2 separate regions of the Homo sapiens genome follow, and region 2 is linked to region 1. A link is an interaction called in ENCODE POLR2A ChIA-PET data of the cell type or tissue named here. Cell type or tissue: A673. All regions are shown on one strand. Links, peaks and the distances in the headings refer to the core of each region. The heading gives the core; the rest is flanking DNA. Region 1 has its middle 130 kb from the start of PRKD1. Region 2 overlaps PRKD1 (protein kinase D1).

Evidence for each region. Peaks named below come from ENCODE experiments on the same cell type or tissue, not always from the same donor. Only the 100,000 strongest peaks of a DNase experiment are listed, where the experiment ranks them.
Region 2: POLR2A ChIA-PET joins it to region 1 with 5 read pairs; 2 of 35 experiments call an interaction of 5 or more read pairs at or near these places.

The regions. Positions count from the first base shown.
Region 1 is chr14:30,053,403-30,056,329 of GRCh38, reverse strand. It overlaps the pseudogene RPS6P24. Among named protein-coding and RNA genes, the nearest start is that of PRKD1, 130 kb to the right of the region's middle. In A673, for the core only: no CTCF peak of the experiment used is centred there; no DNase peak of the experiment used is centred there.
Region 2 is chr14:29,921,867-29,924,793 of GRCh38, reverse strand. The region is part of intron 1 of PRKD1 (protein kinase D1); the gene reads left to right. Among named protein-coding and RNA genes, the nearest start is that of PRKD1, 4.5 kb to the left of the region's middle. In A673, for the core only: no CTCF peak of the experiment used is centred there; no DNase peak of the experiment used is centred there; H3K4me3 peaks cover 1,261 bases; H3K27ac peaks cover 352 bases.

The sequences.
Region 1 (2,927 bases), core at 167-2,666:
TCTATACAGTATCAAATTACATTTTTGTTTTGCTAACTTGAAAGGTATAAAATGCTTTCAATATGCATACCCTTGGCTGCTAGGGGACTGAACATCTTTTCATGGTGTTATTGGTCATTTTTATTTATACCACTGTGAAGTTCCTGTATCATAGTCTTTGTCTTTTTCTTATTAACTTGTAAAAGCTTACTGAAAGATAATCCTCTCTTATATGTGCCATTAACCTCTTTTCCCATTCTTTATCCTTTAACCTTAGTTATGATATTTGTGTTTGAAAAAAAACCTACATTTTTACTACTGACTTTTACCTAAACTTCCTGTGTTTTTCATTTCAAAAATTATCTGATCTTATTTATTTGCTACTCTTAGAAAATCTTATTTTTTACTGGATTCAAGGTCAGGGTAGAAGCTCTCAGAGAGAACAGCCTCTGCTTCTCAGGGACCTGTTCCTGGCATTTCTCTTTGGTTTCCCATTCTCTTGGTCAAAAGTTTAGCATATTCTGCAGCCTCTTACTTATTTTTCTTAGCAAGCTGTGTCTTCAGAGCAATATGTGGATGTTTTGTGATGCAGGACACATGGAATAACAGGATGCTGAATCCTGGGCAGTCTGGTCCTGAGTTCCTTACCTTCTTTGTTTAGGGACTTTCTCACAACCTATGGTAGGTATCATCTTTTTACAGATATTTGAAAACTTATCAGATTCTGCTAGCTCTTTTGGGCCCTAGGTGATGAGGCATAGTATTATCAGTCAGTCCAAGAATATCCTTCTCTCTCCCGACTTTTTTTTTTTTTTTCACAATAACCAAATTAAGAGCACTCAAATTGACATCCACAATGCAACCTCAAATATATTTGTACTTTCTCCAGTTCACCTTGCCATGTGATAGGAACACTCCTTACTTAGTAGCAGCAAACACAGCCATGGGTCAAGACATTCTGCTTCATGGGGAAACTTTGTTTGCAGTTCCCATCACTGATTCAGATGACATAAGCTTTTCACTCTGCAGTCAGCATTAACAGCAACTTCTATGGCCATACGCTTCTCATAAAAGGTATGATGTTTGTGTTCACTGTCCATTTCAGTGCGTTTCTAGCAGCTAGTGACTGAGAGGGAAACATTCATGTTCACTCTGAAGAGGTACTTCCCTCTGAAATACCATGAAAAAGAACGAGCCAATCCTATATTTTAACTACGTATTAGACATTTTTATTTGCATATACTAAATAAACACATTTTACCTTTCTCTCATGAACTCATCTTCACAATTTTCCTATCTTGACTTCATCCCAGAATATTACTGGATACATTGACCTAAAACTCAGTCAATTTTGACTTTTTTCTTTGCCTTTAGGCTTTTTCTAGAAAGAGTTAATCAATATACATTTGATGCCGTAGACACACGTTGTGACTTAATTTATTTGGCTTTTATTCAAAGTTGATAGAGAAAATATTACATTGTCATTTTTCTTGCAAAGTGCTCCCTTGAGTTTCAAGTTTCATCGTGGGAGAAAAAAATGTTTATACAAAAAAACTCTTATGTGCCAATTTTTGGTCAATGAAAACTGTATTATGTTTATTTAATTATTTAATATACAAGTCAGCTGTTATTTTCCTTTCAAAAAAAAAGCTTATTAGCAAACCTCTTTTCTTGACCTTTTTAGAACATCATTTCATGAGTATACGGGACCTCTGGAGGGGGCCAGTACTTGTCGCTGTTCCTCTCAGCCACCCATTCTTCTACAGAGTTTACATGGTTGCCTCCAGTCCCATCTATAGGAATTTTTGTGCAGGTTTACTATGTGCTCTTTTACATAAACCATGCAACCCTTGACATTTTATTTCCCAATAGCCAGCTAGGTAGAAAAAAATCAACTGTGATTTTAATTTTAATGAAGCAGAATTTACATTGTTTCCAGGCTGTCTGCCAACTTGCTATTTAGGAAAGTTAACCCAGATGCAGCTTAATCAGTCTGTCTTTTTTCTTTTTTTATCACCAAAAATTCTCTTGTCAAGATCAGATGAAGGGTAATAATATACCCTTAATGGTTTTGCACAGTTCATTCTTGAACTTCAGTGAACAGGAACTAGCTGGTGTTTCCCAGAGGCCCTAAAGATCCCTTTGCTACCCTCACTCATGATCTACTTTAGTCAGACACTCTCCTGTCTCCTGTTCAACTTCTTTTTGTTGGCTTCAGCAAATCCATCAGTGGCTAACATGTGGCCTCTTGACCAAAATAGTCTGGGAAGCAAAATCTGACCTCATTGTAATAGGTCTCCCATCAAGCCATAGAAGTCGTTATTTTATTAAAATTGTCTTGATGAATAGGTTGGAATTTTACGCTCTCACAGAACATTAGGTTGCTACTTATGTTTCAGAATTTGCATCACTGATTCCTGTAGCCATCATATTTTATGTTCTATCATGTCTCTGTTATTTAAAAATGTGTGTTTGTATGTTATGTTTATACACACCACTAGAATATCATGACATCATAGTGGGATACTAAAAGTTTGTGGTAAAACAGATGCAGATTATGGTCCCTGCCCCCAGGTGTCTAACTAAAAATGTAAGATGATAGTAGCATTGATAAATCTAGTATGTAATACAAAATCAAGAAGCAGAATAGCTCATCTCAGTCCAATATATGTTGATTCTTCTCTTACAAAAGAGTAAACAAAACTAACAGGGTCCATTTCATGTCCTCTACCAAAACATAGATGGCCAGATTCATTCCACGTTGCCTTTCTTCAACACCAGCCCCTCCCTGACTCCCTCACATCTTTTCTACTTTAGTAGGCAATTCCATGATAAGAACATTCTGGACCTGTTTGCCCTCTCATCCTTTCCCTGCCTTCCCCTTGCTCTGCATCAAGGGACACCAACCTCTGCGGCTATGTTTCCCAGGCTCAGTGGCTTCAAATAGA
Region 2 (2,927 bases), core at 275-2,774, 130 kb after region 1:
GAGTTCTTTTGTCTTTTATTTCAGTTTTTTTTTGGAAGTACCTTATGAGGACGTCAGCTATGAGGAAGGATGACAGGAGTTTGGGGATTGGATGTTTCAGGAGAGAGCAGAGGGTTTGAAATCATTTACAATTTACTATGTGGGCTGAAGTCGTGTGGAACTTACAGCAGAAGGTTCTCCTGATCTTTCTGAGTCTTCCACATCTGTTGTTTTAAATGTGTTAAGAAGTTTTTCATTCACTTTGTTCAGGAGCTCCCTAAGTACTAACATAGATCATACGAGCATTGGAAATATTAGCTGACAGTTTCAGTAACATCACAGGACATTTCCTTTGGGATGAGCAACTGAGGTGTACAAGGCTGCATAAGTTTCCCTGAGAAACTCACCTGTAAATTATTATTGTTATTATTTAGAATTTAGAGTATAGTTGTTCTCTAATTATGTAGCAGACACGATTGTACTTGAAACATTGTGATGGTAATTCAACAAAAAATACTTATTTTAAGATAACGTACCCTAAGTATATACTGACTTATATAAGTAAAGAATTATTTCTTTCATCTTCTAGTTTAGGTGAAAAATCTAGTCTTGCTTTTTTGTATGTAACAATGTATGGCTATATAATATGTTATTCTTTCTTTTTAGAAAGTATTGATCCAGGGTTTTATTTACATTATGTTTGTTTATTTAGTTTGCAAGTGTGTGACGTTGAAGCCTGGTTGTATATAAAGATATGTATTCTGTTAGTGTACATGGTTATTGTTTTCAGGAGGGTAAAAAATAATAACAATCATTGACTTCACTTTGAAACACTGTTACTTTCTACTGTCAAAGAAACCTTGAATATGTAGACTGAGGAGGAATTGTTTTAAAGCAAGGAAAAAAATTCCAGAGGAAGAGCTAGTTTGGTTTCATAGTACATCATCTACTTATCTACCACACACACAAACACACACACATACTTTTTTTTTTTTTTTTTTTTTCCTCAAATGAGCTGTGTTACTCTTTAGGGATGCTTGATGCCATTAATATGATTGTTCATTTTGGTTATTACCTTATTAGAAAGGCAACTGATATTTTACTCTTAAATGTACTTAAATGGAGTAATAGCATTTATAAGACTCCTGGCATATAGTTTCACTTTTCAGAATCATCTTTTGGCTAAAGAAATTTAACAGTGAGATTTTAAGTAGATAGCTCACTAAAGAAGTAAGGTTAGTGCCTTGGTTTGAAAGTAGCATTACTTTGCTTGTAATTGTTTCACTTTAATTGTATTATACATTGTTTTCTTAATAGTTGTGATGTCATTTTTCTCTTTATTACTAATTTTAGATACTCCACACATTCCACATAGATTGAGAAAGCCGAAAGTAATTAGGTGCTTGATCAATCCAACTCACCTGGACCAACAAACTCCTTTTAAACTAATGATGGTCTTTGGGGCTTAGGTGTATATATTTTTATTCCAATTTTATAATTGGCTATATTATATGTCTACTGATTTCTGATTTAATGATGAAGTATAGAATTTGTCATTTTACTGTGTGTTTTTTTTTTTTTTTTTTTGACAGAATCTCACTCTCTTGCCCAGGCTGGAGTGCAGTAGCACAATTACAGCTCACTGCAGTCTTGGCCTCCAGGCTTAAGTGATCCTCTCACCTCAGCCCCTTGAGTAGCTGGGTCTACAGGTATGGGTGACCATGCCTGGCTAATTTTTAAATTTTTTGTAGAGATGGTATTTTGCCATATTGCCCAGGCTGGTCTGGAACTCCTGGGATCAAGAGGTCCTCCTACCTCGGCCTCCCAAAGTGCTGGGATTTAAGGAATCCCACTGGGTGTGAGCCACTGGGCCTGGCCTATTAAGTGATTCTTAAGTAATATAATTTTAGTACTCTAATTTTATTTTTATTATTTTATTTTTTGAGATAAGGCCCAGACTACAAGTACAGTACATAATCATAGCTCACTGCAGCCTCAAAGTCTTGGCTAATGTGATCCTCCTGCCACAGCGTCCCAAGTGTTTGGGACTACAAGTGTGTGCCACCACATCTGACTAATTTTTATAATTTTTTTATACAGACAATGTCTCACTGTGTTGCCCAGGCTGTTATTGATTTCCTGGCCTCAAGCAATCCTCCCACCTCAGCCTTCCAAAGTGCTGGGATTGCAGGCATGAGCCACTGTGCCCTGCCTGTACTTTTAAAATTTAAATTTCTTTTCAAGTTTAATAATGTAACAGGATTATATTTTGGAACTGTATATTATGTATTACAGATGTGGAATTTATATGTAGTAGATTATGTTTAACTATTTTTTAAATATATTTTTAAGAGCTTCCTTATCCTTGTATAGCCTCCAGATGTGAAGTATTGTTTTATATTTTGTGTTATAGACTGCAAAAAATGAGGCCTCATCACATATCTCACAATCCCAAAGAGAAACTCTGCTTTACATTTTTCTTTTTTTCTTTACTTTTTCTTTTTTTTTTTTTTTGAGATGGAGTCTCGCTCTGTTGCCCAGGCTGGAGTGCAGTGGTGCAATCTCGGCTCACTGCAAACTCTGCCTCCTGGGTTCACAGCATTCTCCTGCCTCAGCCTTCCAAGTAGCTGGGACTACAGGCGCCTGCCACCATGCACTGCTATTTTTTTGTATTTTTAGTAGAGATGGGGTTTCACCGTGTTATCCAGGATGGTCTCGATCTCCTGACCTCGTAATCCGCCCGCCTTGGCCTCCCAAGAGAAACTCTGCTTTATATTTTTCTATCAATTCACAGACTTATAAACCTTTTTAAAACAGGTATGTACTATTTGACAGTTTTCACAAGAATATCCTGTGAGACTGTGAAGTTAAAACCATTAAGCCTTGTAGTCCATGGGCTGGGAAGAGTTGGATGATTGGCTCATTTGATAAATACATGAATTCATTTG